Regions from separate parts of the Mus musculus genome. Here regions 2, 3, 4, 5, 6 and 7 are each linked to region 1. Evidence: chromatin loops called from intact Hi-C (ENCODE). Cell type or tissue: left cerebral cortex. All regions are shown on one strand. Each heading gives the region's core, and the rest is flanking DNA. Links, peaks and the distances in the headings are about the cores only. Region 1 overlaps Tenm2 (teneurin transmembrane protein 2). Region 2 overlaps Tenm2 (teneurin transmembrane protein 2). Region 3 overlaps Tenm2 (teneurin transmembrane protein 2). Region 4 overlaps Tenm2 (teneurin transmembrane protein 2). Region 5 has its middle 200 kb from the start of Gm51890. Region 6 overlaps Tenm2 (teneurin transmembrane protein 2). Region 7 overlaps Tenm2 (teneurin transmembrane protein 2).

Region 1 (4,350 bases), core at 164-4,163:
TCTAAGATTCTGGTCTCCCCAGATCACAATGAAAAAGATGTCCCTATTTGTTAGCCTAGAGCAGTGGTTTTCAACATATGAGTCACAACCCCTCTATCTCTGAAAATATTTATAGCGTGATTCATAACAGTAGCAAAATTACAGTTATGGAGTAGTAGTGAAAATAATTTTATGGTTGGGGTCACCCCAACATGAGGAACTGTACGAAAGGGTCATAGCATCTAGGAAGGTGGAGAACCGCTGCCTTAGAGACAAGTATTCCTAAGACTTGTTCTCGAAGGGGAGTTTTCCTCAGTTGTCTGGCTGTGATGGTGTGGGATGTTAAAGGGAAGTAGGGTTGGGAAATGGAGACAAAAGAAAAAGGGGCTATTTTCATTTCTGGGGGGCCTGTGAAGATCCCTGGGTTCAGGGTACTGTTTCAAAAGCATCTATATACAACTCCAGAGCCCTCCCATCTCCACATCCTATGATGGGATGATCTGCATCTTCACTTTCAGATGTGCATTCTAAGTTTGTTTGGTTGTTGACTTGTGGGCTAAAGAACAGCAGCGGGTAAATGTAGCAGAGACCCCATGAAGCAGGGCTTCTAAGAGCCATCCTGTTGGTCCTCCAAACCGAGGTAATTCTTCACCACAGGGAGGGAGCTAGCCAGTGTACTGGCTGTCATTTAACAGCACCCCTGGCCTTAACCCACTAGTTGCACCTCTTCCAATTGTGACAGTAAAAAAAAAAAAAAAAAGAAAAGAAAAAAAAACCCAAAAACAAACCCTTTTCAGTCATTGCCAAATGTCTCCCAAGGGGCAAAAATGAGAGCCATTGTTGTAAAGGAGAAAAGGAAGGAGTGAGGTCAAGTACTAGAGGTGAACAGATTTTAAAACTGAGGGCAATAAATTTGTCACTGGGCTTTGTGGTCAGCTGAAGCAGAATGTGGGCAGTTAGAATGTGGGCAGTTAGTTATTTTGAGATCTAGTTTCACCTACATAATAATGGGAAGCGTATCATTTCATCCTTAGATAAAACTTTTTCATGCTTACTTAAAGATGATTTAGCGTTAAGATTATGACGGATGGGAAGAGCGTTTCTTAAAGACTGAATGAAAAGGCCGAGGAGTCCTACCCAAAGGTGTAGGACAGCCCCGGGGAGACCATTAGCGTATTAGGGTAAGTAACACACAGCCAAGGCTGAGGAATTCTGGAGTCTCCTCGGGAGAAAGCACAGGTAGAGGAAAAGCCCACGTCCTGTCTGAAGATGCATATTACACAGTCCCGAATTCAAGTTTGTGCCTATCCTGTTTCATTTGGATCAGTTTCTAGAACATTCTGGGCCTGAATTTCTCAGAGATGAGATTCCTGCTCTTGGAGCTGAAGTTACACTATGTTATGTTGGATATGTGATAGTTATCCTTTCTTTTTCTTTGAAATATTCCGGCGGTGTTCTCCCCACCCTTCTCTCTGAAATGGACTGAAAAATTCTGTTTGGAGAAGCCCTTTTGATACAATCCCTTGCTTATGTGATTTCCATCCGAATCACTCAAACTGCCACCAGATTACCAAATGCCAGCCCTGTTAGCTGTGCCATTGGCTGCTCTTGTCTTTTAATTGCTCCTGTCCCCACCTCCCCATGGTTCTGTGTTTTTTTTCTCTCTGCTTTTTTAGCACCTTGTTAGCACCTATTTTTCTCCCCTACGCGAATACAGTCGCCTGATTGCCTCAATGAACACTCCTATTGTCCTCCTCCCGGCCCAAAAAGGGAAGCTTTGTTGCCAAGTTGTCAAAAGTCCTTTCTATTCTTTCCCAAAGCAGAACAGCTCTGTCTCTTTCAAGGCGAGCCAGGCGAGACTACTCCCCAGGGAGGTTGTATCTATCCTTGTGGGAGAAGGACCCAGACTAGTGGCCTGTACTGCCAGCTGCTTCCTGCCTTCTGATCAGGCAGGTTTTGGCTGCTGCTGCTGCTGCTGCTGCTGCTGCTGCCGCTGCTCCAGCTGCTGCTGTTGCTGCTGCTGCTTCTGCTTAGGCCCCGGAATGCTTTCAGGCATGCTACATCAAATCAGTTGCTGTAGATAGCATAGGTATGCACACTGCTTGGAGCAGGCGCTCTGCCAGATCCAAGTGACTCCAGCCAAACACAGCTAACAGACAGGAACAGCAAACAGCTTTTAAACAGGGGCACCTATGAAAGGCAGTCGTTTTTTTTCTTTTTCTTCTTTCCCTTCCTTTTCCTCTTTCCCTTTCTCTTTTCCTTTCCTTTCCTCTTTCCCTTTCTCCTTTCCTTTCCTTTCCTTTCCTTTCCTTTCCTTTCCTTTCCTTTCCTTTCCTTTCCTTTCCTTTCCTTTCCTTTCCTTTCCTTTCCTTTCCTTTCCTTTCCTTTCCTTTCCTTTCCTTTCCTTTCCTTTCCTTTCCTTTCTTCTCTTTTCTTTTCACATGCCTTCCACGACTTGGATTAAAAAACCTGTAGCAGCCATCAAGAGCCTTGACTTTTCCTGTGACCTCAATAGGGCAAGCAGCAGCTGTAACCTCACCTTTGCCTCCAGATGGCACTGTTGCCACATCATCGTTTCCTGGTAAGCCGGTCCTTACGCCATTGTTAAAGGTGTGTCCATCTGCCGGCTGGAGTTGCCAATTGAGTCCGAGCAGATGCATTGCTGCAGGAGAGACAAAGTAATGAAAGTATGAATAGATAATTCAGCAATGCAAATGTCAAGGGGGAGGGCCAGGTGCCTTTTTCCAAGCGACTGCCTTTTAAGGAAACTGCAGTTCAAAAATGGCTTGCCCCAGGCCGTCAGGATTAGCTAAAATATAGAAAGTGGCAATCTAAGAGCTTCTGTCTCTGCTTTGTTGCAGTTCCCAGCCTCAGGGGCAGCACCCCTTGTGGGAAGTGGAGGAGGGAGGCTGCATATAGGTCTTTATCTTTCAGGATGGGGTCACTCATCACTCGCCTGCTTGGCCACACATCTGACATGAATGCTTTTAGACAGGTGCACTGGCAAAGGCTGGGTTCACCCAGCTACTCAAAATGTGAGTCAAGTTCAGAAATAAGGCTACACTGCTCCCATTTGACCGACCCTAAAATGCCACCACAGCCAGAGGTATCTGCAATCTCTCCGGCCCACTTAGAGCATGCCTATCTAACTGTGCCAAAGTTTGAATATATATAATTTCTCCCTGTATTCATGATGAATGCATATCTTTTTTAGCACACTGTGAAAATGCTTAAGGTGTGTGTGTGAGCATATGTGTGCATGAATGTGTGTGCATATGTGTAATAGTGGTAGAGCCTTTTCCAGAAAAAAGCAAAACAAACACAGCATATTCTGTTTCCCCCAAGTACGGCATGAGACACAGATGAGATTCCCATAAGCACTTGCTCTCAGGAGACAGGCATGCATTCAGAGGTTGGTTTCCATGTACGCTGCCACCTCTGCCTCCAGGCAGCCTTCTGGTCTTGTCACTTAGCCTGTGCAGATACCTAGAGTGATTTTTAGAAAACTCAGTGTCCGTATCTCTCCCTGATGGATCCTGGTTGTATTGTTACCAAGGGGGAGGGAAACACCTCTGTTCTTTCCAGGCCCTCATCTAAGAAACGCTTCCTTTGTAAATAAATAAGGAATCCATCCCCTGTATATTTCCCACGCAAACAACAACTGTGCCCTGTCTGTCTGGCATTTCAATGGGCACAGGTTGATGCCTGCTGCCACATTCGTAGTAGCTCCGCAGGAGAGAAAGGGCTGTTGACAGGAAAGTTCTGAGTTTGAAGGTGGGGATGGGAGAAACAATTAACCACAGGAAACACAATTAACAATGCTTAGGAAATTGTTCACATAGCAATTAATTCTGCATGCCTACCACCACTTAAAGTCAGGCTCTATTCTATTAAGGTTAAAAACCCATCTTCACACAATGCAGCTTAGATTGATGGTGGCAGATTAAGATGGCAAGGTACCTGGGAGAGTCCGTGTCTGCTTTTCTCTCACAGGCTTCTCCACCTCAAGCCACATTTTCTGGCTCTCCATTTCCATGAGGTGCAAGGCCCAACGGTCGCAACTTTCCCAGATGATAAATACTAATAAGAGTAAGTGACATTTACTGTACTCTCTCCGTCGAGGTAACACCTAATTTTCTCCTGCAGTTTATCTGTTATATGTAGGTCACTTACTTGAAGAGACCAGATTCTATTGCCTCAAATAATGACATATTTTCACCATACAGAGGTCAGGAAATGAGAAGTAATCGTGGTTGCTTCAAGATAACGATAGCTTCTGATTTGTAATTACCAGGTGAAGGGAGCCAAGGAATTAGCTGTTTTAAAATGATTTTTTCAAAAAAAAAAAAAAAAACCCGATACCGCTGGGTT
Region 2 (4,350 bases), core at 172-4,171, 180 kb before region 1:
TTATCGGCACGCATTTATGTGCACACTGCACGCACACAGACTCAGGGTTGAGTGGAAAAGGAAAAACAAAGAACATTTTGTCCCCAGCACATGCGTTTCCAAGCGTAGATAAGCATCTCTGAAAATACAGACGTATAAGTATTAAATGGTATTTTTCTGTGTGGGATTTTTGACTAATTGTTGTTTTATTCGACTATTCCTATAGTTTAGTAATTGTAGCTTCCTTTCATATTTTAGACGCATAGAAGTATTTTAAAATAAGAAAGTGATGCAACGATAATGTTTGGGCTTCAGGTGTCTTGCACAGTGCTCAGCAGCAGAGATCGACCAGGCAAGGACTGTGTTGAGTGTATTCTCTGGAACGGGAGCAGGACTTGAAGTCTGGTCCTGCGTAGTTCCAGGACTTCTGTTCTGGGCAGGCTGCTGCTGGCCACTCGTCTGAGAGGAGGAAATAGAGTTTCCACTCTGGGGGAAGTGGAGGGGAGGGCACGGGAAAGCATCTCCCAGGCTGTGTGGGGAAAGCATGCTCCCTAGCTTGCAGACTGACTTTCGGAGGAGGGGGGGAGGGGGTGCAGCTGCTTGTTTCCCCCACAACAGATATGCAGATTCAGCTCTCTCTATAGGAACCTCTGGACTATCCCTTTGGACTGAGAGCAGTGATAACCAGCAATGAGGTCTCTGTTTTACCTCAACAGACTTGGCAGGACCTTGGTGGCAGCCATTCACCAAACATGGAGAAAGTACTGGGGATTTGGACTGCAGTGAAATGGACAGCATTTTATGCCTCATAAATAGATAAAAAGACAAAGATTAAACCAAGGCTGCTCTTCTCTACTCTGGAAACATGGAGGCACGGGAGGATCCCCCAAAGCTCAATTCTTACATCTCCATTGTGGTTGGCTCTCCAAAAGCCACCTTCTAAGACAGAGGAATGTAACTGTTTCCAGAGTGAACCATTCCTGTTTGGAAGACCACAGAGCCTGCTCTTTCTATAACATAACTGCTGAACTCCATCCCACGGGAAGCCAGCATTTAGACTGTGTGATACCTGCTGGTTTTCCACTGGCTGGATATGGAGGAGTTGGCCACAACCACAGGGCACACATCATAGCGCCTCTCTTCTGGAGGGCCTGGCTTTAGGGACGTTCTATGTTTTATGCCTCTGGACCTCAGGATATGGGGACCGACAGAAGTGGGAACTGTGAGCAAGTACCAAGCACAGAGAGGACTAAAGTGCGAAGCGCACCCCTCAATTCTGCTGCTGACATATATCCCCGTCTAACACCCGCATCCTTCTTTAGGCAGGAGGGGCCGGAGACAGAGATGAGCTTTATTGCTTCTTTCCAGTCTTGTTAGCATCTCGTTTTTGTTGAGCTTCTGAATACCAAGGTTTGCTGATTTCTAAAGTTATCTAAAGCTAACAATGGACACCCACAACTCCTGTGCAGCTGATGCTACCGCCTGACAGATGTGAACGCAGGCGCTCAGGGAGGTTGAGAAACTTGTCCAATGCCAACGGGAAGCACATCTCAGAGCGGGCATCCACACCACTGCCTCCCTGATGCCGAGGCTGGGAGCTTCCTGGCAAGCGAGGCTTTGTCCTGCAGAAGGCTGTGCAGTTTGACATTCCCTCTAAGGTGGACTGTGGCCATCATACTCTATCTGGACTCAGTAGTCTGCAACTGGGGAAATTTTAATTCCAAGGCTGGGACTTCCTGGAACATTCTGGAACTGAGGGGAACATCTCACTGAAGCACATCCCATAGTTTTCTTCATTTCTGTTAATCTCCTTCTCTAGACTTCTGCAATCACTGTGTATGTTCACCTGGACCTTACACCCCTGACAGGAAGTGCAGCTTGTGTCTGAGTTTTTCCTTGGGAACCTAAGGAAAACTTGTATGTGTGAATCTCTCCACAACGGAAAATTTAGATGCTTGGATCTACTCACATTCTCAAGCCTATCAAATTAAAAGAGAAAACGTGAATCAGTTTCACTGTAACTCTTGATTAAACACTTCAAAAAAAAAAAAAAAAGAATCAAGTGTATATTTTCATTCGGCTGGGGACCTTTGGCAGCAAGCTGCCTCCAATCAAAGAGCTCATTTCTGTGGGATCCCTACACCCGAATTTCAGAACTGGACTCCAACCTAGGCCTAATTCAGGAGGGCCTCTGCTCTTCACTCAAGAGATTTAGCAGCTACAATGTATGTGTCTAAGGTCATTTGATATAACCGTTGCCAGAAGGAAGCGTCCGGGAGGTTTGTGGATTAAAGCCTTAACCCGACTGTGCTGAGAACTAAAGGTGATATACAGATGGTCCCCACAGAGGAAAAGAGCACTGGCTAGTGAAGGACGACCAAGTACCAGCACCTTGAAGGATGTGAAGCTGCTCAGAAGTCCCCATAAGCCCCAAGAAGGAAGACAGGACCAGGCAAACAATTCTGCAATGCAGTAAAACCGCCAGCAGGTGGCGACAGCTTCCTTTGCATTCTCCCAAACACACTGGCGTACAAACAGGAAGCGAACATTGTTGATTTAAGCGCGATCAACAATGAAGTCTTCTTTTTTCTTGTCCCACCCACCTCCATCTCTCTGTGGTATCCCCTCCCTAACTTACTAAATTCTCAGCTGGCAGCCACACGGAAAGCAAGCCAGGACTTGCTAATGTCTAACGTTCGCTCACTGCTGTGGAGAGCCCAGAGGCTGGCAGATTCCATTCAGTCTCCAGCAGGTCATTGGGGACTCAGGCTTAGTAGCTTCCTCCAACCAGCAGCTCTTAGGTTAATACCCGCAGCAGCAGGTTTGCTTGACCAAAGCCGCTTCAGGAGCTGGGGAAAACAGCTTTTTGGCAAAGCAAACGGTAGAACTATTAAGTATGAGATAATTGTTAGGGGAAATATGGCCAGCCCTCACATCTTTTAATATACCTAGCACTTTATCTGTATTGATCTGCTTCTGCTAAAGAGGAAATTCAGAGTTTATCTACCTGTCTGTGCAATCAAGTGTGTTGCTGGACCTATTGTTAAATCACAGAAGCCCCGCTGGGACCCTCCCTCTTCGTTTCTAATTTCCGCACCCATGGCAAACATGAATAATCAGTGGGGTTAATCAGCACTTTATCTCCCAGGTGCTGTGCGTGTCCAATATCCTGAAGTTTGAACGGCAAGCAGACAACAGGAATTCCCAATGCTGGCAGGGAGGATGCTCAATATCAGAGGCCCGACAGAGCAAATCATTTAGGAGTCGGGAGAAGGGACATGAATATCCTGCAGCTATAAGAAGTCATTAGAGTTAGCAAGACGTGACTAGGCAGTTTTAAAGACGATGCGAGTGGTTCATCTGGATGCCAGCTAGAGGAGGGGAGAGCTCTATAGAGATTGGTCAAAAGCCTACTTACTCATAAAAAGTTGTCCATCCAGTTTCATCACTCTTGGTGGCTAGGAGTCCAGTGTTCCCATCATAAGTCATGAGGCCCAGCTCCAGGTTCTGAGTGGACACGGCTTTGAGGCCTCCATTGGTGCCCACGGTAAGGGTGATAATCTGATTATCAGGCATGAGCAGGTGGCGGGGCATGCCACTGCTGTCCCGGCGGATCTTTAGGGAATTCCCGTTGTTGTCAATCAACTCGGTGACGTCATTGTCAGCGCTGTATGTGAAATTGTACAAGTACTCCCCAGTCACCAGACTCACAGTGTACTGATGGATACCATCAGCGTTGAACACGTACAATTCCTGTTCTCCCGGAGATGCAGCCTCATACTGGTTGAATGCGTTAAGAACGGGTTTATTTTTGCTGACCGCCCTGATCCGGATATTCCCAAGGTCTGCAATGTAGATGGTGCCATCTGGAGCCACGGCTAAGGAGGACGGCGAGTTTAGGATGGCGTCCGTGGCGTAAGCGTCATCTCCCGAGTAGCAGATGCAGTTGACATCGTTTTTGCAGTCACAGTCTGAGGCCGCCCCGGCTAAGAGGCAGATCTCTCCATTGGTGGTGACTTGGCGTAGGCGGTTGATCTTCTTCTCGTCCGTCTCAGTGATGTAGAGCACCCCAGTGTGAGAAATAGCAATGGCGCTGGCTGATTCCAGCGCAGAATGGATGGCGAGTTTGCTGAGCGAGTAGTCGATGCCGGGAACCTGGCAGTGCATAGGCCGTCCCGCGATGATGCTGACCTGGTGGTTCTCCGTGATCCGCAGGATGACGTTGTTCTCCAGAACGTACAGGGAGTTGTCCATGGGGTTGACGGCGAGGTCTGTCGGCCATTCTAGACGGACCTGCACACGACAGATGGCATTTCAAGAACAGCCTCGAACATGTTAATTTTATTCGTCTAGGAGAAAATGACTTAGCTT
Region 3 (4,350 bases), core at 93-4,092, 310 kb after region 1:
TGCTTTATACAGAAGATTTAGAGAGGCTAAGAAGCCTGCTCAAAGTCACAACACAAATACAAAGAAAACCAGGATTTTCTTCTCAAAGCTTCTTTTCCAAAGCCATTCATTAAGGCCACTATTGGGGAAGAAAAGACACACCAGAGCCCAACTGGAATGCTGCAAGAAGTTTTCTGGCCCTGTTAACAGCAGAGGTATCAGTGTATCAATGATACAAGATGCAATGAGATGCTTAAAGCAAGACTGGAAGAAGGGAAGGTTGGAGGAACCCCTGGTCCCACTCCATGTCAATCACAGTGTGGAGAAAGCCTGCTGGGACTTTCACAATGTGAAGGACTGTGGTTCTCACTGTCATCCTGGGACACCTGAACACTGGTTTACAGCCGGCTTGGGCACTGTCTTTTACATTACATCCATGTGCTTGACAAGTGAGGCACACATCCAATTTTGGTAAATGAAGGCTTGTTTTCTTTACAATTTATTCATTCATCAATTATTTACAGAGCTTGGCCTGGGTGGCAGAGTTCTACCAAGTATGAGGGACAGCAATGAAGCAGATACTCATGGTCTTCAACCCTGGGAACTCTTTTGTATGAGAGGGAAAGAAGACCACCAAATACCTTAGAAAAGGTGCCCTGAGAGAAGTTACCAGGAGGTACTAAAAATAAGGTTGCTGGACGGTTCTCTGAACACCAGGTTGACTTTCACTTAGCCATTCATTCCTTCATGCAACAAATAACTTGTTAGTTCTAGGACCCACCAGTAACTTAAGGAAAGAACCTCTAGCCCAAAAGACTTGCTTCTTTATAAAGGATGTAGGACCTATAGACGTTGTTCTCAACCTGTGGGTTGCGACCCCTCAAGAGCCTAATGACCTTTTCACAGGGGTCCCCGAAGATCTTCTTCGGAAAACACAGATGTTTACATTATGAACAGTAGCAAAATTACAGTCATGAAGTAGTAATGAAAATATTTTATAGTTGAGGTCACCACAGCATGAAGGGTTGTAGCATCAGGAAGAAAAAGAACCACTGCCCTATAAGATAGAAAGAAGCACATGGCGCAATACCTCAGCATGCGAAGGGAAACTGAATAAGGAAGAGGCCCTTCTTTACTCTGGAGTGTACTGGATGGTCAGCCATTCTCTCCAACTACGGAAATGAGATATTTGAGTAAAGTATGTCGGACATGAGCTACAGGTGTGAGAAACGATGTGGGACTGTCAATAAAGGTCTCTGAGAGGATGGATGCTTGGTTTTGTCTAGCCCTTCACGAATTCAAAAGCTGTTTCCTGAGCACCTACTATATGCTTGCACCAGGAAGTCAGTAGCACAGAAGAAGCAAGCAAGGGAGGAAACGAACACGCATCTAAGGTGACAGGGCACTGACACAGAGGAAATAACGACAAGGATATGGATGGAAGAGGAAGAATTCCTTCCAAAATTTGAAGGACACAGAGAGGTCTGGGACTGCAACCAAAGGCAGTGGGCAGAAGAGATGAAACAGATTTCGAATGGTGGAAAGACTCTCTTGTCACTCAAGGACTCTCCCATCTTATCCCCAGAGACATGGCAGGCCCGTGGAGAGCTGAGACTTGATCTGGCTGTACCTCGCGCCCTCTGGTGGCCGTGTTGAGAATGCACTTATGGAGGAAGGAGAGACCAGAACAGAGATCTAGAGAATAAAGGCATAGGAAAGAAACCAGACTAACCCCCAGAATAAGAACCCCGTCGAGCAAGGCCTGGGTACCATGGCGTGAGGATTCAGGTGGGATAACTGTGGCAGGGCACCTGAAATTTATTCCCCATATTAAAACCACATATAGATGCCAGGATTCAGGATCCTTGGGCAAAGGGCCGCCCACTCATTTTTCTGTGCTGAGTGGGCCGTTGTCCACAATGGGACTAAAAGTGAGCTTTTAAAGGCATTGACTAAAATGATGCCTAATTCTTAAATAGCATTCCAATAGAGTTATAATTACTTAACACACAACCTCATGTGTATTTAACGACAGATGCGTTGACGACTGTGCTCAAGTCCTGCAGGGATGAAGAAGTCCCAAACTGTCATTCTAGCTGCAAAGAGGGTTGTAGCTGGCTGCCTCATCACACCCGCCACGAAGACATTGCCTCATTTCTCTGCTGACCCACACTGGAAGGAACGGAAGACCCAAAGCCTAAATAGAAGCATATTTAAGAACTCACAAAGCTAAGCTTCGAATCTTGCAAGTGCCATCTCTTCTACTGTTTTGTAATCCAAAAGGAAGGCTCCATACATTTTTGTTACAAAATAATACAGAATCACTTTGTTGGTGCTCTCTCTCTCTCTCTCTCTCTCTCTCTCTCTCTCTCTCTTTCTCTCTCTCTCTCCTTCCCTCTCACCTCACCTCTCTACCCCTCTTCCCCTTCTCAACTTCTCTCCCTCTCTCTTTCCTCCTCTACTCCATCTTTCCCTGAAAATAAGGAGTGCCCCGTTCTGACCACACTGCATCCTTATCTTGGAGCAGTCCCAGTGACTCTGCCCCAAGAGTGGTTTATCTCTGCTAGGTGAAGGGATGGGGCTCAAGTGAGTCCCCTTTCCAAATATTAACAGCTAATCATGCAGCCAGCAATAGCCACATGCTTGCTGACACCAGTAACTGTCTGCTTGTAGGAATCAGCGCCTGAGGGAAGCCAGAAGGACACAGCTGAGTTTCTCTGAACGAGTCATGTAGGCTACAGGGTGACACATGGGGCTTGGTAGCGGGAAGCTGTGAGGGGAGAGATTCCCCTGACATCTGCTGCTGCTTACTGGTCCTGGGGTGAGCTCTCCTTGGCATCTTTGAGGTGTGTGTGTGTGTGTGTGTGTGTGTGTGTGTGTGTGTGTGTGTGTGTGAAAACTGACTGAGAATTTTGTGTCTGGGTTAATTTAATTTCAGAGCTAACGCAGTCACAAGTAATGGTTCCCAAAACATTATGAAATGTATTTATCTGATTTGGGGGAAAATCGTTCTCTCCAGTCCTATTGAAACAGAACCCAAGGCATGCTAAGGAGAATAATGAACTCCCAAATATATCCACATCTTAATTTGTAAACTTGCGAGTATGTTATGTAGAATAGCAACAGGGGCTTGATGTTGATTTCTGATTATCCCCATGGGTGTTGCTGCTAGAGATGGGAGCTTCTCTTGGATTATCCAGGTAGTCTCCTCTGTGGAGAAATGTTCCTAGCTTCATTCAAACAAAATACGTTAAATAACAGAAGGCCAAAAAATGTCTTCACGCTAGTTTAAGAGGCTGAAGAAAGAGCTGCAGCAGCCCAATGTGAGCAACGAGAGTCTCTGGCAACAGGAAGGGAGGGGTTTCCCCTGGAACAGCTGAGAGGCAAGCAGCACTCTTCAATCTCAGACTCTGGCCTGTGTAACTTCACCTCTGCACACGGAAGCACAGCTATTAACTGTGCACACTTCAGGTATGGGCAGGGCAGAGCTGCTGCGCCGGGCGGTGGTGGTGCACACCTTTAATCCCAGCACTCCAGAGACAGGTAGATTTCTGTGAGTTTGGAGCCAGCCTGGTCAAACTGAGTTCTAGGATAGCCAGGGCAACACAGAAAAACCCTGTCTCTAAAAACCAAACCAACTAAACAACCAAGTAAATAAATAAATGAACAAGCAAATAGGTGGACAGTTTAAAGCCAACGTTTGTGGCAATCTGTCCCAAGAGTGATGCTGAAATTAATGCCCGTGAATTTTAGTTGTTCTTGGCACAAAAGAAAAAGCACTCTGAAATATTTCACCACTATTTATCAGTGATACAATATGCTTATAAAATTTTCCTGAATGACAATAATGAACCATAGGCACTAATTTTAGTCTATATGGAAATTAAAAATAGGAGTGACGTCAAGCAAATGATGAACAAAAGGCCTCTAGGCCTGCAAGTTTCTCAGCCTATCAGTTAAAAGAGAGCTGGCATTACCAACATGCTTTTAAAAGGGAAGTAATTGGGCAGCTAAAATACAGGGGTTTATATGTTAAATATGTATGCTTATTTCCCACCAAATTTCCATTTGCTATAGTTTATTGTAGGTTTCGTTCTAACACAACACACACTCAGCTCCCTTCTCTTCTTGGTAATGCACATTACATGGGAGTAACTAAGGGAGATTAAAGCAATGTTATAGCATGTAAATAACGATAAATCATCACCCCCTCTTCTCCGAGCTCCTACTTTCACTCAAAAGTGCTAATATTAACTCAATACCTCTACTTAAATTATGGCCTCCCATTCAACCAGAGAGTAGACATTATTCTTGTGTTCTCTCTTGAATATGCTTTCTAAGAAGACGCACTGAAATAAATAAACACAATAT
Region 4 (4,350 bases), core at 253-4,252, 310 kb after region 1:
GGGCCAGGACTTTTCTGCCTTAGGTGATGGGTGGTTTGGAGGACCAACCTGTACACATCAGGACAATTAGTAGTCTTCCTGTAGGATGTCTGTTAGATGCCAGTGACACCTTTCCCTTCAAACACAACAATAACAACACCTCTGGACACAATCAAAGGTCTCTGGTGGGGTGGGAAGTGGGCAGCGCTGCCACTTGGCTGAGAACTCACTTTGTAGAATATCTGCTGGGACAGGCAGAAGACTTTCTTTTGCGTAGCCTATTGCAAATGTTTTGGTTGCTGGAGTGTCTACTTTCTGCTAGTTAGAACACTACGCTTCAACAGCAACACGCAGACTATTTACTGCCTCTCATTCTGCACTGCTCTCAGCTCATCTAATATTCATCTCACCTTGTCCCTCTTCAGAGGCACAGCCTCTCCCTCTGGAAACCCAGCTCCAGATGTTTAAAGCTTCCCTCTGCTCTTGAGGAACCTCTGAACTCAAACCCTTAGGACACTTCTCCATCCCAAGTGCTGTCCTAAAATCTTAATTCTTGTCTCCAAAGAGCATCTTGTCTGTTTAGTCCTTTGTGACATGTCACTGAAGCCAGGGGTATTGATCCAAGGAAAGGACATGACATCATGGGGACTTCATAAGTGTTTAGGCCAATCTACTTCAAAACGTGGTCCCAGTGCAAATCTCCCTGGAAAGGTGATGCATGTTTCATTAGCAACGGGATCTCTACCTGACAGCTTCCCTCTTCTCTTCGACTTTACTGTGCTTCTGATCTGTTCTTGTGCTCTTGGGTGAATTCCTTCCACCTCTCTTCAGGATGCTGTACTTCGTAGAGAGGCATTACTTGCTCCCACACTAGGAATGCTAGAAACTTCACCAGGGACCACACATCCTCACTGCTAGCCCATGTTTCACAAGGTTTGTCTTTAAGTCATATGCAAATAAGCTAAATATGGGGTGGAGTCTCACCATGGTGCAGATTAAAGAAGCTGGAATTCAGAGAGGTTGAAACATCGCTGGTAACCACATTATCAGATGGTTAAAAAGGAAAAAAAAAAAAAAAGATGACTCAAACTACAGATGTAGTTTACATAGTTTCCTAACTGGAGCCTGCTCAATGATGCTTGAAAGTTGGCTTATCTTAAAATTTGGATAAATCCTGATCCATACACCCATATTTTTCCATTGTGCAATGGATACAATAGTTCAGACACCAATCACTACATGTCCTGTCCAGGAAACTACAAGGCTAGCCTTGTTTCGTATTGCAGCTCTGCAATATCACCAATGCTTGTCCTCATTGTGATCATCTGGAGAGACTCTTCTTAGTGACTTCCATGTGCACTGTCTTGTGCTGAGGGAGAGGGCATTGTTGTGGAGATATAGACTGAGCCATAGAGCAACTGTGACTCATCCCTCACTAGCCTTCCTGTGAGGCTCAGGCATAGGACATAATTTATCAGACAGTGAGCTGAGCATTGTTTTACACGGGTCCTTGAGTGTAGAGGGGAAGTGGAGAGTGGAGTCCGCCCCCGAAAGAAATGTCAAAACACACCAAAGCAAACTGGTCCCAGCCCCTGTGTGCTTTTCTCTGCAGAGGTTGTTGAAAAGTCCTTAAGGTTTGATGGAGGAGACCAACATGTCTCACTGGGTCAGGAAATAATTGTGATATGATACCGAAAATTGAATTACCATCGGAATGCTAGACATTTAGACTTTCAGACTGGTCCAGACTCTGAAAAAAAATAACTGGTATAATCTAAAAATGCTTTTGAGACTTAATGATGCTAACATCTTGAAACATAAGTCAGAGTGTCAGTTTACAAACACAGGCCTGGGAGCTTCTAAATCGAACTTAGGGCACATTATAGTGTTTCAGAACAGGGTTAGGGGACTGTCGGCGAGTCAATGGACACCGTTCCCACCCTCACAGACATGACAGTTCTTATTCCTTTTTATCTCCACCTGTAGATCCAGAAATTGAGCCTCAGAAAGGCTCAGCAAGGACACGAAGCTTGTCAATCATGAAGCTCCGATTACTATCAGGGGCTCGCACTGAAGGTCACATTCATTTCCTTTGCCAAGTCCATCAGCCAGGAAGGAAAAATACTGCTTCCTCAAGTACCAGAAAAAAAAAAAAGGACTTTTGTATTTTAAACACTAATAAAACCTCCAAAAAGATGAATGACATAAGACTATAGCATCCTAGCTGAAGTGGATAAGTGTTCAGAAAGGCAAGTAATTTAGAGTATGAAGAATGTGCTGATGAAATCATTCATACTGGACTCTTTGGCTATTTTAAGTTGTTTGAGAATACGCTCAACCTCTTTCTAAGACATCTTGGAGAAATTCACATGGGGTAAGTGGCATCAGTTTGGGGTTGAGCTTATGAAGCCTTCAAAATACTAAGTGGAAGGGCAGGTAAAAACGCGTAGCAGAGAGGTCTCGGTAATAGAGAAGGATGTACAGAAGCTAATTAAATGGGGCTGCATGTAAATGTTACTCACTAGAGATCATGGAGGACTTCCTGTCCATCTGTGTCTCCAGATTTCTGGATTATGTACGCGGCAACGGCTTGTTTCAGAAAAGGGAGTTCACCAATGTGCAGATCTCCGCCCCCCTCCCCCACCTCGCTGGCCACTGGAATCCCAGGACTCAAGTAAAAGCCAAAAACTCTATTTTATTTTTGGCAGTTTCGGTGGCAGCCGGTCAACTCACTTCACTTATTAAAAACATAAATAAAGTGCAATGTATGTTTATTTATTTATTTAATGAAAACGTCACTTTCCTACCCTTCTCACCCCTAGCACAGAGTGCATTCTAAGGGTCTCCTGCCCCAAAGGGTCCTAATCTAGAAGTTGTATAAATATTGACAGTAAAAGCCGATGAGTGGAATGGCTGTTAATTCCAACTGGCATTAGCCCATTGCTGATGAAAACTTGGATCTCGGTGCAGGCTCTCAGATGAAAGACCTGGGAGTGATGTGTATTCCTCAGACATGACAGGACAAGGAGAGGTGGGAGATGAAAGCTGGAGCAGACACAGGAGCAGACTGTTGGAGAAGGCACGAATGCTAAAGAGTTGCCTTGGGACCTCCAGATACAGCCTTCCAGTCCTCCTTGATCCCATGGGCCTTGTACTCAAGGCTGCATGACAGGACCCACTATTTTCACTAAAAAGGACCTCCATACTTTTCAATGTTCCTGGGCGAAGGTGGGAAGAGTCTGTCACACTCCTGTGTGGCCCAGCAGGAACCCTCAAGCTGGCAGCACACGGTGTTGACTGACTGTGGGTTTGTTCAAAAGCTGGGAGAATTTTCCTTCACTCAAAGCTCGGTACCCGCACTTCAGTTCCAGCAATATGAATATGGCTACTTTCAATTGTTAACAATACGATCTAGAATTGCTCAAGAAGAGAATATCAGAGAGAAATGGCCTAGAGCAGGTTGCCCTGTGAGCACATCTGTGGCTGATTACCTTGATTATATTAATTAAGGTGGAAAGGCCTGCCTACCGTGGGTAGTAACATCCTCTAGACAGGAGATCTTGAACCATTAGCTGTATAGAAAATGACCCCCAAGCGAGTTGTATGTGAGTTAACTCATCCTTCTCTGCTTCTGGGCTAGGGGTTGAGTGTGACTAGTCATCTCAAGCTCCTGCCAAGTGACTTGCTTGCAATGACATACTGTCGTACTGTAACCTGGAACAATGAGCTGAAATCAACACTTTATCCCCTAAGTTTTTTTCATCAGGAAATTTTATCCCAGCAACAGAAACAAAATTTAGACAACACCCCATCACCCAGGTACAAGTCATAAGCCATTTTTCAACTCTGTCACAATCTTAAGAGACTGGAAAAAAACCCACATGCAAACATAAAATTCAAAATATAGGAGGTGCAGTTTAATGCCTGAGCATGTTCTTATCATATACCTAGATCCAATCCCCGGCACTAAACAATATCAAAAACAATGGAAACAAAACAGAAAATGACATGGGATTCCCATCATGCACTGGTAGCTACAAATGCTGCTTGTGGTACATGACCCCATTTAGCTGTAGCTCAGGGTTAACCCCTGAAGAGTGGTTTTTGGTCTGTATACTACTAGTGAGAAAATCCTGTGCTCAGAGATGGAAGTCCCAAACAAGAAGGTGGGATACACAGAACTGAGTCATGAGTCAGGGGCCTCTTGCTATGACTTCCTCTCTCTTCTAGTCACTTAGCAGAGAACCTAACAAGCCTTCTCCAGGCTTTCAACAGAAGCAGAAGAGATCAGAAGCAAGATGTATTGTGAGGGACCAAGACCCTCCAGACACGCCACTTCCTTCTTAGCATTTGAGGGAGCAACTTTAAAAC
Region 5 (4,350 bases), core at 176-4,175, 970 kb after region 1:
GCATGCACATATGCATCACACATACACACACATTCACACAAGCCCACTTGAATGCATACACACTCAAATGCGCTCACATATACACATACTCATACACACATACGTGCACACATATGCACACACACACAGACACACATTACTACACACTTTCCTTTTGTGCTAACACTTCTGTGTCTTGTCTTCCACACTGTGGACACTGTTCCAAAAAGCCCCTGTGCTTTCTGTGTTTATTATTTCTACCTTGCTGATGGTTTCCTGTTACACTGCTTCCATGAACTCACTTGATGTTGATTCTAGTATTCACACCTCAAGGTTTGTGCTGGGAAAAAAGTCCTTTAGATAAACATTTTTTTTTCCTGTGGGATCCCTGTATTCCACTATAAAGCAACTTGATGAAAAAAAATGGATAAAGCTGACAAAGACAACAGTGAAAAATTCCTTGGGCTGAATTAGAAAGAAAATGCATAAATGGCTCTGCGATGCCCCCATGATTTCTACAATTATGAAATACTGAAAGAAGAGAAAGAGTATAGTAATCATAGTTTCAATTCAGTTGGAGCTTGCTGCCCCCAGGTGAAGGCAGGTAAGGGGGAGAGAGGGAAAGGAATCCAATTCAACTTTTCATTGCTTGATTCATAAGCATATATACCAGAACAGTTCTCTTGGCCAGGTATTTATTAAAATCCTCACCCTGTCTGCTTATAAACAATTTGAGAAGTCAGACACTATAATATGCATAGCACTGTTCAAGCAGTGACCTTCTCAGCTGACTTTATTATGAGCTATGAAAAGCACTAGCTAATAAAACACAAGGGTGTTTAGTTTATTTCAATGATTTTACTTTCTAGGGGTTTCAGTCCCTTCATAAAGTCCTCCCACCAATGACCCTAACTCTTTTATGACTACCGCTGACAATACAAAACCCCAAAGCAAAGGCTCTAGGAACATGGGTCCCAATAAAGCTTGAGGGACAGCATTCCACCAAAATTCTAAGGGCAGGATTCCAGTTGCACCACTCGGCATCTCTACTGTGGTTTATTTGTTGTTCAATAATATACATGCAATTTCTTGCTGGTTTTACCCTTGAGTATGCATTCTACAAAAGCTCATAAAGTTCTTAAAATTAGCTATACCTGTAATCTTATAATATTCCCCAGACCGTGAGTAAAATTGTACTTATTCACTTAAAATTAATATCCTTTTCTTGGTTCTCTGTGGAATTCTGACAAAACATTGAATTTAATGCTCACATACCTGGGTGTTTTAATCCAGCAATCATGGCTATCTATCTTCTAACTATGGCAAAGCAAGATTAGACAATGCCCTGCTGTTCACAGCCTGATCCTGTGAAATGGACCTTCTTGGGGGTCATTTCAGTTCTAAGTAGCCCCGAAGACTCCAAAGCATTTTTTTTTTTTACAAGACTCACAATAGGCAACAGGATAAAATGAGGCAGGCTGAAGAAGGGTCTCTGATCTGAGAAACTCATTCATTTTGTTCTTGCTGTAACTTTAATTACATCTCTCTGTAAATATATTTCACAACTGAGGCAGAGACTCAAGCATGTAGACATCTGCACATTTATTAATTCAAGGAGGACATGGAAGTCATGGCTCAAGATTGATGTCTATCAAAATTCTGAACTTTTAAAATCTGTACTCTTGAACATCTGTCATAGCTTTGGTGGAAATCAAAGCTTCCCCAAATTAGTCATTGAACTGACAAAACAAATATCCTCGGGTATCTCAAATGGATGATATTTATGAGGCAGATATCTGGGATTCTGGGGATAATTACTACTGTGGGAGGCACCTTTCAGAAGATCTTACCCTTTTTCTGGGGCGGAGCTTTTCCATATTTAAACAGCAGTTTTAGTGGGTACGGGGACACCTCTCTAGAGAAGAGATCCCGAAGGCCTGGATGACTTTGAAAGGCTACATGTCCCTGGGTCCCATTGAAGTTTACAAAGTTAAGACTTGCTGGAGTGATGGCATGCAGGTTTCTGCATGGTAGACAACCCTAGAGCAGCGTCTGAAGCAAAGGTAGTAGACAGCCAGAAACAAGACTAGACGACCAGAGATTATGATCATCAGCTCTAACATCTTACTCCACCCCAGAGGATACTGCAGGTAGTGGTCCTCTAAGCAAGAGGAAAGAGAAGGTAAACGATGGGGAAGAAAGGTGTTTAGCAGGCATCAGCAATCATTCACACATTAAGATGGAATCTCTGGCTTTCTGTAGCGCTCCTTCCCTGTTCTTCTCAGGACTCTCCTGCCCCCTGCTGATAGAACCCAGCATTTCTTGTTTCTCCTTTAGGTTTTTGTTACTATAGAGACAGAAGCCAGGAGAGAGGCAAAGATGTAAACAAGGATCTGGCTCTAGAATGTGGGGGAAAGAGAAATGTCAGGAAGATGAAACAAACAAATGGGAGGGAAGAGGAAAAGAGTGAGTCCGTAGAGGACAGAGCCCCACAGTTCTTGGCATCAGGATCTGGGCAAGTAATAGAAAAATAAAGCTGGATACCTAGAAAACACAGAGGACATGGTGGAAGTAACAGGAGAGAGTGTGTGAGCTAGTCAGGGGCTAACCCATTGCAGGTAAATGAGAGGAAAATGCAGGAATGACATTGGCTTCTCTTCTATCGTTTTCCATTTACAAGTCTTCACCATCTAGGGGTGTAAACTAATTAATATGGTTTCGTAGACGCCAAAGAAAACCAAGCTGGCTTCTAGCTTGCACTGATTCACCAATCAGAGGTGTGAGCTTTTGAGACGGCGATGAGTAGGAAGAAATGGGTCGTGTAGAAAACGGCAGTCAGTCATGTGATCCTGGAATGTGGCGTTAGAAAATCATCATCTATACAGGATGTTCAGTGATTCTCTGGGAGATGTAAAATTTCACTGCTTTGATTTTGAGAAGCTATTGACTGTCTTTCTCAAAATGTAGAACAGGTAACTCACCTAGGTGGCTGCTTCTACCTCAGGACACTAAAGACAGAAAGGGATGAGAGGTTTTAGTACCTTAATAAGGTTCAGCCAGGTCCCTGAATCGCACCTGCCGTACATTGATCTTAGGCAGAAGCTTAAGCAAACCAAATTAAAATAAAGATTGTTGATTGGATATTGGAGAGGTGTTTGTGAAGATAATAAACCTGGGGTGCTGACTGTATGAAGGTTGTGAGAACAAGCAAAAGCCCTGGCCACAGGATCTCAGACAAACATTCTGCAATGGTGGCCATCTCCATTGGCAGTAATAACTTTGTCATGAAGATGGAAATACTACTGTGACTTTAGAGATGTACAGACTGGGTCTTAGCAGAAAAAGTGACTTGCCAGCTATCAGAAGGTCAGTAAAGAAGGGCTTTAGAGTTGTTGTTCACTTCTTTGGACTCCAGGACTGAATGTGGATCTGAAGTGAGTGGGTAGACATTTGATAGTAGAGATAGGGAGCTACCTGCCCCATATCTGCTCTGCCAGAATGGTTCAGATAAACTAAAATATTAATGTGACCATGTGGAGTCATCAGAGGGCAAAAGGGAACATTTAAATTCAGAGGTTGTTCCCTATTACCTTCTATGAGAAAAACACATGAGGTATGACTAATATTTAAGGCCAAGGGTTTAAGTGACTAGATAGTATACTTGAGAGGAAGGTAATATTTTAACTCTATTTCTCATACTAGAATTTACCACATCACAGTGGGGTGGGAGTTACTCAATCAAAGCTCATGATACCACAAATGCCCAGAGCATATATGACAAACAATAAAAGAGAATTTGCTGTCTGAGGTAGAATAGACAATACTGAAATATAATTCAGCTTAATTAAAGTGAGGGTCTGTAATTTTCATTCTTTACTGTTAAGAAGTTTAAGAATTGTTTTTCAAATCTCCAGCGATAACACCAGAAGATGTATAAACAAGAATACAGATTCAAAACTGATAAACGTGAAAGGGTTTTACTGGGTATTTTCATAAAAGCATTCTCATGTAGTAAGTTACAAAATTTAGATCTAGAAGGAAGCAGAGTGCACTCCCCAACTGCATGGTGGCATTAGTGATAAAGTTTGGTCTGGTGGATAGAGATGCACCTGAGCATGCCAGGATGCGTGTATGTGTGTATGTAAGGAGAGGTGGGGGAAGAAAGTGTATTCATTCATATATATATATATATATGTATATGTATATGTATATGTATATGTATATATATATATATATATATATATACACACACACACACATACACATATATGTGTGTCACACATATATATGAATGCAACACAAAGGTTGTATTACTCAGCATTCAAGAGAATAATGGTAACTTATGATCAAGGAAAATGGGGACGATGTATA
Region 6 (4,350 bases), core at 130-4,129, 270 kb after region 1:
AGGAGGGGATCTTTCTTCCTAAGAGCTGGCACCTTCTTATGTCACTCGCTCAAGGGAGATCCTGAGCTGTGTGCACCTACACGTGCAGGTGTGTGTGTGTGTGTGTTTATGTGTGTGCATGCTTCAACTGAGAGTCACTTTTGATTCCCTTCCAAAAAGGCCATCTGAGAGTCAAAACCAACACATTCTTCCAGTGAGGCCTGAGTCAGACACTGTGTTTCTTTCTGCCTCACTCTTTCCAGCCTGGAGCCGCTTCTCATGGCACACAGAGCTCACTGCTGAAAGCAGACAAATGATTCTAAGTGGATGAAACTTTCCCAGGTGCTTCTGTTGTTGGAAGTTGTCTTCCTGGCACCACGTCTGTTTCCATCCCTGTTCTAACAGATACGTGAGAATTTCTGGATACAGCTACTGTGGGAGGCGAAAAGGCAAGGCTTCCAGAGCTGCTTAGAAACTAGGTGGGAACCTCCAGTTTCCTCTGGGGGTGCTGGGATAGAACCCTGTGAGTCAGGAACTTCTAATACAGGACTGCTGAGGTACTCATGGCTCTGGAGTAGCATTAGGGAATAAGACGTTCTCTTTCTAATTTGTTAATAATCCAAAAGTAATAGATTAGCCATTTAAAAACAACAACAACAACAACAACAACAAAACAAACAAACAAACAAAAAACAAAAAACAAAAAAAAACAAAAAAACTCCTTTTTTTTTTGCAGTGATATTACTAACATTATCATAGGATATTATTTTCAGAGGAAATTTGTTCAATCAAAGTCCATATTTTTTCTAAATAGAAGATCAGAACACTTTGTGTGTGCGCGCGCGTGTGTGTGTGTGTGTGTGTGTGTGTGTGTGTGTGTGTGTGTGTACTTGTGTGTAACCTCCTTTAGGCACTTGTCAATTGACAGAACACTGGATGTGAGCTGAGCATCCACCAGGCACTGGATAAATCAGAGGATACATACCAAGTTTCTGCTCTGTTGGAGTTTGTGTATAGTGGTTGAAAGAAGACAGATAGCTTCTCAATAACTAATTACATCACTTGATAGAAGGTCTTAAGTACCATGGAGGGCAATGAGGGAATAAAATGAGTGCCAAGAATATCGAGAGTGGAGGAGAGTGTGAGAGAGGGTGACCTTTCAGCAGTGTAGAAATGGGAGAATCAACGCCCTCCTTTACTTAGCTATCAATAGTCCTGAACTTCGGTGTCACAGTGATATATTTTGGGTCAGCCCGTGCACATAAAGGTGTGGACGCGACCAGAAGCCAGATTTAGGGATAGCTATGGGTATTAACATTTATTCACATTCAGGGGACCCTGTTAATACCTACCTAGCAGGATAGCCTGTTAATTACCCTGTAATTACCTTCTGGGCCAATAATTGAAATTCTAATAAAAGCAAGAGAGAAAATAAGCAAAGAGAGGATAATCAGAAGAAGCCAGGGTCATCCTCACTTAGGTGAGTGCCAAGAGCTAACTCAGAGACTATATAGAAAACAATTGCCTTCTGCCGAGGTTCCCACACCCTCCGACAGTGTATTAAATTCTTTTCTTGTCTGACATAAAGTAATAACAGAGAGTCGTCGCCGTCCCGGGCCACAGAAGATGGGATGGCTTTATTTCCCTTTTTTCTAGAAGAGTGTCACAGTCTTCTGTTTAAGGATACAAGAGCAGAAACTGGACCATGTCAGGACCATGTCAGAATTTACTGCCCCCTAGAGGAAGGAAGGGGAAAAGCACTGCGGAGGGAATGCAGCAGGGGGAGGTAGAACTGGGAAAGAGGCTTTTATCTGAATGGTCAGCTTCAGGCTCTCCTCCAAGGAGAGTATAGCACAAGAATAAGGATAGCTTAAGGAAACTCATGGATAAAGTGTGGTCAGTTTCTCAAGTCTGAATACTCATCAGATACACAGGTGGAAGGACAAATAGGAACAAACAAAACAAAACAAAACAAAACAAAACAAAGGACACAACTGAATAACTTCTGTCTCCAGGTGGGTGCCCATCAGCACCTTAGTAAAGTAGCTGTTGTGTCTCTGAGCTTGTGGGAATATCCAGCTCATGGCTTTTTCTCAAGGAGTCTCGTGGGGCAACAGATCACACACACCGTGCCTCCTCCCAGACCCATCATCTTATTGAAAGGGGGATGAATTCCAACCCTGGCCGGCACATCAGAGACCCCAGGCACATCCCGGCTTGTCCGGCATGGTGCAGTCTACATTCCTGTCCCATCTGTCCTCACACCCCAGTGACTCACACCCAATTCTCACCCGCACCCCCTTCTTCAGCATCCCTGGGAACTTAATCTCTATCCTCGTGAACTTTTATGACGGTGTAAAAGGTTTGAGACAAACTGCAAGTTTTTCTATTTATGTGGAATCACAGTCCTTATAAAAGTTTCCATCTATGGAATAAGAGTTCTAACAGTGAACAGTGATTGTGCTAACATTTATTTAGCTGGTAGTACACGCTGGGAGCTTAGGGGCATTTAATAATGCGCACTGACGTGTTCAAAGTCCTTTGAACATATTCATATTGTGTCTTCATGGAGACAGAGAAGTTAAGCAATTAGCTGGTTAAGGAACAGCTAGCAAAAGGCTGAAAAAAAAAACCACCCATAGTTTGAACCCAAGACTCTGAATTTAGGCTTTTATCCTTGACCATGGATTACCATACCTAGGCAGTACTGATGCCAAGTATTAAGCTATCCACAGTAAGTTCAGTATGGAAGACTGATGGTGTTGGTGAAGATGCAGAGAGCTAGGCGGTGGTAGGGGTTGTTTGTTTGTTTCTATAGTCTACATTATCAACTAAGGAGCTAGCACGACACTAGATGACACCCGGACTGGATGATATGGGAAGAGTTTAATAAGGGAACTATTTAGAGATGCAGTCAGGGTTTAGGGCAGCCAGAGGGATGCTGCAATGCTTTAAGATTAGCAGGTACTACTACCAACCTTCTGTGAGCTACACAATAAAAGGAATCGGGAAAGAGAAAACCTTAGAGTGAGGGTACCTGGGAATGCTCGAGGACTAAGTGTTAAGTTCAGGGAAACAGCCAACCTGGGAGTCAGGAGTTCTGCTTCCCCTCACCCCACCCTCTGTCCTTTCCCTGACTTCTCATCCCTGTGAATAAACTGTGTTGGTATCTATAGGACAAAAGCATTGGACAACCAACCCACGGGGCAACTTTCCATATCTTGGGGGTCCCAGGGCAATATGAAGGACAGACAGACACTGCGCAGTGCAGTCTCTGTCGGGGTAAACTGGGGCAAACCTCACCCTCCCTGGGACTCAATTTCTTCATCATTATAATGAGACAATTAGACCACATGTAATTTACACTGCCTTCCAGCTCTGACATTTTAAAGTTTTATGAATCCAACCTCCAACTACTTCCCAAGAGATCTTCAGAATAACTTCAAAAAATAAAATAAAATAAAATAAAATAAAATAAAATAAAATAAAATAAAATAGAAGTCTGAGAGGCAGCCCCCACATGCATGCTCACATGCTTTGCCCTGTCACAGAGAATGCCGGAGGACTAGGTGTGGTTAACGTAGGAGGGCATTTGTCCATCTGACAGGTAACCAGGACACTGTTAAACGGTTCAAAGAAGATGATAGAGAATGAGAAAATAGTCCCAGCAAAGGACCATTTTGCACTTTAATGCACTATAAGCTCTTTAAGATGAAAAGCAAAGGCAGGGAGGAAAGTGGGCACCACAGCAACTCTGGAAAACCCAGAGATGTGTCGTGGGTTTATACGGATATCTGTGTGATGGCAATTCACAGGCCATCCATGCACTTGAACCAGTGGTCACATGTTGCCGGGCAGTGAACGTGTATGTCTGGCATATGGCCTTGGCTGGGGACAGCTGGCATAGGGAGTGGGAGGAGGGAGTGTGCCTCCACAAGTCATATGGGGCTTGTCTAAGTAGCCTTGACAATGTGCTCCGAGCTGCTCACTGGACTGATGCTAGTCTTAAGGTTTCTTGCTGAGACTCTTGAGAGAACACTCTGTGTGTCCAAGCAGACAGAGACACTGGCGAGAGATGAGGGCATCTGTCCTCTCTAGCTTCTGGAGACATATTTACCCCCAGAGGCTAATGCAACTCAAGCATGGGGTCTGAAAAGACTGTTGGGATGGTTCCGAGGTGGTTTTTGATCTGCATGCTAGCTCCTCATACTCATTCTATTTAAACAAACGTAAATGAAGTGAGAGAATCTGCCTTTTATGTTCTAGAGACCCATGGGAGGGTCTCTAGATATTAGCCAATGACCAGATCTACAGATGATTTTTCTCCTCAAATGAGAGGATACTGTGGCAAACTTCTAGATCCTATAGACA
Region 7 (4,350 bases), core at 120-4,119, 450 kb after region 1:
AGAACACCACGTCTTCTAAACCACGTGCCTCGTCTTTAACCAACGGTGAAGGTTTTTCTTACAAAGGTATGAAATAAACATACCCATACCAAATCTGTCTTAATGAGTCCAAGACATCTCCAGCACACACAAGAAGTCGCAATAATTACAATAGCATCCACATTCACTCTTCTCAGTTCTAGTTCTCAACTTTACAACCAGTGACTGAGCTAATGCAAGGTGCACTGGCCTCCAGCTTTGGGGCCAGGCATGCACTCCTCTTGTCCTAGCAACATATCTTTAAAAGTGAGTTAATACGGTCGCAGCATTGATAGCTTCAGAAGGTTGCAGTGTAGCTGGAGAAGAGAGGTCATCTAGACAGATGTTTCAGAGAATCCTGGGGAAAACTTTACTGTCATGATTCTACTCTTTTCTTACTCTCATACCAAGTTTCAACTAGTCTGCAAACTGCCTGACATCTTTCCCGTGGGCACCCCAAATTTGTCTGGTCCTTCAAAGCCCATTACTGGCAGTAGCATCCCTCATTGCTTGGGGTCTATGTTTCCTACATGCTCCATCTGATGGTGCTGTCCCACAATATTTCATGTTTTCATCTTCTTTCCTATTTCCTATTTCTCCTATGCCCTCAATCCACACCAGCCTATTCTTGCCTGCTCTGCTGAGGGACAGAGGGAGGCTCATTTGGTGTATTCACCAGTGCTTTCCAGGTCCACCCTGTGGCTTCCACTTCTATAAAGATGTCAGTGATGGGCAGACGTTTCTCTTTGTTGGGTAAGCTTGGGAGCATTTTACTCGTAGTGCTTTTGATATAGGAAGTACTTTATAGACGGTATGAGGAAAGAAGAGAGGTGCAAACAACAGGTAAAACAATCCCAGAAAATACAATCATACAGCAAATGTAGGCTATACTTTTTTTTTTTTTAAGAAAGGAAGAAAACAAGCCAACCACTACACATCAAACAAAATATGTACGTAAATCAACGAAGAACAAAGCTGGGCTGTCCTTACCTCAGTGGACTTCTAGTGCTAATTGCAAAATAGATGTACTTGACACTCAGGCCTTTTAAATATAAACTCTTTCCTTCCCAGAAAAGAAAGAAAGAAAGAAAGAAAGAAAGAAAGAAAGAAAGAAAGAAAGAAAGAAAGAAAGAAAGGAAGGAAGGAAGAAATGGGGGTTGTTATATTAAAACAGCCTCTGGAGCATTTCACACCTCAGGAGTGAAAAGTGCAGAAGAAATACTTCAATGCATCAGGAAAATCCACCAGCACAGAGCCATGTCTGCCTAAGGTAACAGGATCCAAAAGCTATCCGACGTAGGTCGGACTCTGTTTCTGTGCGAAAGTGGTTTTGTGATGCCCAACAATCCCCTTCTGTGAGGGGAAAAAAAATACATGCCCCTTCTCCACTGAAATTGGTTAATTGATCATATCTAAAAACAAATATTCCCATAGACAGAGGTCATTGGTTGCTTGAAATTGCATCAGTTCCTGTCTGGGTACTAGAATCCTGGGTTCCCCTGGGATGTCTTTGTCATTTTATCAGAATGATTATCAGCAGAGTAGTTCCAGCGTGGATCCCCTCAGCTTCTAAGCGCTTGCTCCTGTTTGCTTTTGCGTTTCTATTTCCCCCATCAAGCCGTGTGGCTTTTGCTTTGTCAGTCTGGCACTTAATATCCAATGTTAATTACATTTCCCATTCTGAGGAAAATCCTATTGGGCTAATTTTTCAACATCATATAATGAAAGAACTTCACTGACAAACCATGTAGGTTTTCGATTTTTGTTTTTTGTTTTGTTTTTTTAACTGGTACATCTATTAAGAACTTAATATTCAGTGGGAAAACAGTCTCAGAGCAATGAAATTCTATTACTTTAGAGGTTGCATGCTTTTAATTTCTTAATATTTCATTACTTGTTGGCAACTGGTGCATATTTTTATAATGCGTTTGATCATTACTCTTCTCCGGGTACTCTATTTCAGCTCTTCCTCTGACATCATATTTGCATGTTAAAGGGTTTTTGCATTCAGGGATGGGATGTTCTGAATAGCAATGTGCAGCTAACTTGATTTAAAACAAAACAAAACAAAACAAAAACAAAAATGGAAAACAGCAAACAGACATCATATATAGGGCCCAAGGAGGACAAATTGTCATTTACAAATCTAAATCAAGTTTGAATAGCTTTCTATAGAAAGACATAAAAGGTAATGATACAATGTAATTCATTAATTAGCAAATTAGTTTGGAGAGAGGGCTCTGATTCTTTGCCTCTTGTAAGTCTAGTTTTTCTTCTCTTTCCTGTGGGGGGTGGAAATAATCTTTTCTTTGCTCTCCAGCAACATCTACTGGAAAAGTCAGAAAAATGCTATTTATATGAATCAGATAGTTTGAGTAGGGATACCACTGATTGCCATCTACCCTAAAGAGTGCCACCAGCCAGCCGAGATGCCACCGGGTTACAGGGCAACTCTCTGCATGCACTTTAGTCCTGTGTCCTTCTAGGAGAGAGACAGAGGCTCATGTGGTGGTAAGTGGACAAGGTATAATTTAAAACTTATGACTGCCTCACCTTGAGGAAGTCATTTTCATATACAGAGGAAGAAAATATATGTGATAAAGTTACGGTACCTGGGCATATTTTCTGAACCCGTACCACTCTTTTAAAGCATAATCCTTATCATTAGAAAAAAATTGCCGGGGGGAGCGGTGGAGGGAGAAGAAGAAAAAGAAAGAAAAAAAAAAAGCCGTCAATGTTTAGGTGTACCAAGAATCAGAAAAGAGTTCATTCAAGAAGGCAGCACAGAGAAAGAATTCTGAAGAAAGCCACTTTATGATTCTGTCAAGTTTCTTAAGTTGAAGAGGAGGAAAACTACCTGTGAGGCTATTTTTTAAATTTGCCAGTGTCTACCAACACATCTACCCAGCATCCCATGGCTGTATGGCTTTTCCTGGATCCCATCTCTCTCTCTCTCTCTTCAATCCACAGAAAATAATTCCGTTTGCCTGCACCTGTACCGGGACCTTCCCAGGAAACTCCTACCCGGGATAAACTCTGGATGTTGTCCAGACGTTGTCTGACCAGAGCCACTTTCCACTTGTTCCTCCTTGCCCAGTACCGAGCCTGTCCCCATGCCCTCTCAAGGCTGAATCCATGAGCTGCATGTACAAGATGCCATTAGGTGGGTCTGGCAACACAAGATACTCCAGATAGAGGTGTTAAACAGCCAGTCCAGTTTGGAAACTAAGCAAGAAAACATTCTATCACGACACAAATGTGTGAAATACTATCTTTCTGTGCTCACTGAACTCCACAGAGCCATAGAAGGGCAGTTTTTCCTAGGGCCAAGCCTAGAGGCACGGCCATCACCTTTCCATATTCCCTTCCCAGGAAGCATTCTCTTTAATCAAACAGCACACTTGTAAGGAACTTCCCCTATGCCCACCAAGGTAATTTAAAAACCAACTTAAATACGTCGGGTAACGCTTGTCAAAAACCTGGATAGGACTCAGATTTCTGGTCACGCTTAATTTCAAAAGTTGGCTTATTTGTATTATATTTCTCCATTCTCAAATATCAGTTCATTCATGCCGGTCACAATTTCATTTTTTTTTTTTTTTTAACAGCAGAGGCAATGAAAACAAAATCCACCAAAAGTGAGATTAACAGCAAATAGCCCAAACTTTAAAAACAACATCTGCGGCCACAAACACCCTGTGCTGAGAGATGATTCAAGGATAGAGCATAGTCTCTGTTTGTTCACCGTGAAAATAGATACGAGCCCTTTAAAGCGTCATCCCCGAGCTTGTCAAAGGAGAAATGCCACCAGATACAATCCAGAGTTCCCATTCATAGCGCACAAAAGGAATGTCCACCTAAAGCTACCTCTAGAAGAGCACTACAGGTATCCTAGATTTGGGGGCTTAAATCAAAGTTCCCACTTGAGTCTCTAATTAGCCCCCTCTGCCATTAAGGGGGTCTCGAATCCAGAAAGCTTTATCCAACAGCACTTCCAGAGTTAACTCCCCCTCCAAACTGTCATAACTCGGTTCTCCTAATTATTTACTGGATGCCTCTCTAAGGCGTGCCCTCACCTGATGTTTTAAGTTCATATTTCATTTGGGACAACACTTAGTCTCCATTTAGAAACCGTCAACCTGCCTCAGGTTCAGGAGATTCGAGATGCGCCTCACCCACAAGAGCCAAGCCAAACACACCCAAGCAGCCAGACTTAAATAAACTCTGCCCTTTGCCGATACCTCCGGTGAGAAATTATTATAACGCATCAGAAGTTCAGAAAGAGGAAAAAATTTCAAATACCATCTGTCTTCCCAGGGCTTAAGTCCTGGA

Evidence for each region. A loop is a pair of places that touch in the nucleus more often than their neighbours do. Peaks named below come from ENCODE experiments on the same cell type or tissue, not always from the same donor. Only the 100,000 strongest peaks of a DNase experiment are listed, where the experiment ranks them.
Region 2: a loop joins it to region 1, with 3.0 times the contacts of the local background. A loop is called at or near these places in 16 of 42 quality-filtered maps.
Region 3: a loop joins it to region 1, with 10 times the contacts of the local background. A loop is called at or near these places in 22 of 42 quality-filtered maps.
Region 4: it touches region 1 in a loop (8-fold over the local background); 22 of 42 quality-filtered maps call a loop at or near these places.
Region 5: it touches region 1 in a loop (2.6-fold over the local background); 7 of 42 quality-filtered maps call a loop at or near these places.
Region 6: it touches region 1 in a loop (10-fold over the local background); 2 of 42 quality-filtered maps call a loop at or near these places.
Region 7: a loop joins it to region 1, with 3 times the contacts of the local background. A loop is called at or near these places in 5 of 42 quality-filtered maps.

The regions. Positions count from the first base shown.
Region 1 is chr11:36,218,890-36,223,239 of GRCm38, forward strand. It overlaps Tenm2 (teneurin transmembrane protein 2), which reads right to left. Exons shown (of 29, transcript NM_011856.4): 6 at 2,519-2,641. Among named protein-coding and RNA genes, the nearest start is that of Gm46251, 57 kb to the left of the region's middle. In left cerebral cortex, for the core only: a CTCF peak has its summit at 2,540 (motif pointing right); DNase peaks (open chromatin) are centred at 1,823, 2,042, 2,553 and 3,198; H3K4me3 peaks cover 279 bases; H3K27ac peaks cover 791 bases.
Region 2 is chr11:36,043,370-36,047,719 of GRCm38, forward strand. It overlaps Tenm2 (teneurin transmembrane protein 2), which reads right to left. Exons shown (of 29, transcript NM_011856.4): 23 at 3,398-4,272. Among named protein-coding and RNA genes, the nearest start is that of Gm42072, 48 kb to the left of the region's middle. In left cerebral cortex, for the core only: a CTCF peak has its summit at 2,468 (motif pointing right); DNase peaks (open chromatin) are centred at 2,499, 3,690 and 3,917; H3K4me3 peaks cover 361 bases; H3K27ac peaks cover 343 bases.
Region 3 is chr11:36,524,974-36,529,323 of GRCm38, forward strand. The region is part of intron 2 of Tenm2 (teneurin transmembrane protein 2); the gene reads right to left. Among named protein-coding and RNA genes, the nearest start is that of Gm33585, 170 kb to the left of the region's middle. In left cerebral cortex, for the core only: a CTCF peak has its summit at 1,624 (motif pointing left); DNase peaks (open chromatin) are centred at 1,619 and 2,683.
Region 4 is chr11:36,530,360-36,534,709 of GRCm38, forward strand. The region is part of intron 2 of Tenm2 (teneurin transmembrane protein 2); the gene reads right to left. Among named protein-coding and RNA genes, the nearest start is that of Gm51889, 160 kb to the right of the region's middle. In left cerebral cortex, for the core only: no CTCF peak of the experiment used is centred there; no DNase peak of the experiment used is centred there.
Region 5 is chr11:37,184,049-37,188,398 of GRCm38, forward strand. It overlaps a transcript of Tenm2 not described here. Among named protein-coding and RNA genes, the nearest start is that of Gm51890, 200 kb to the left of the region's middle. In left cerebral cortex, for the core only: a CTCF peak has its summit at 2,273 (motif pointing left); DNase peaks (open chromatin) are centred at 2,281 and 2,737.
Region 6 is chr11:36,488,582-36,492,931 of GRCm38, forward strand. The region is part of intron 2 of Tenm2 (teneurin transmembrane protein 2); the gene reads right to left. Among named protein-coding and RNA genes, the nearest start is that of Gm33585, 130 kb to the left of the region's middle. In left cerebral cortex, for the core only: a CTCF peak has its summit at 1,732 (motif pointing left); DNase peaks (open chromatin) are centred at 296, 1,657 and 3,911.
Region 7 is chr11:36,672,762-36,677,111 of GRCm38, forward strand. The region is part of intron 2 of Tenm2 (teneurin transmembrane protein 2); the gene reads right to left. Among named protein-coding and RNA genes, the nearest start is that of Gm51889, 23 kb to the right of the region's middle. In left cerebral cortex, for the core only: a CTCF peak has its summit at 2,345; DNase peaks (open chromatin) are centred at 2,362, 3,174, 3,861 and 3,994; H3K4me3 peaks cover 1,687 bases; H3K27ac peaks cover 1,697 bases.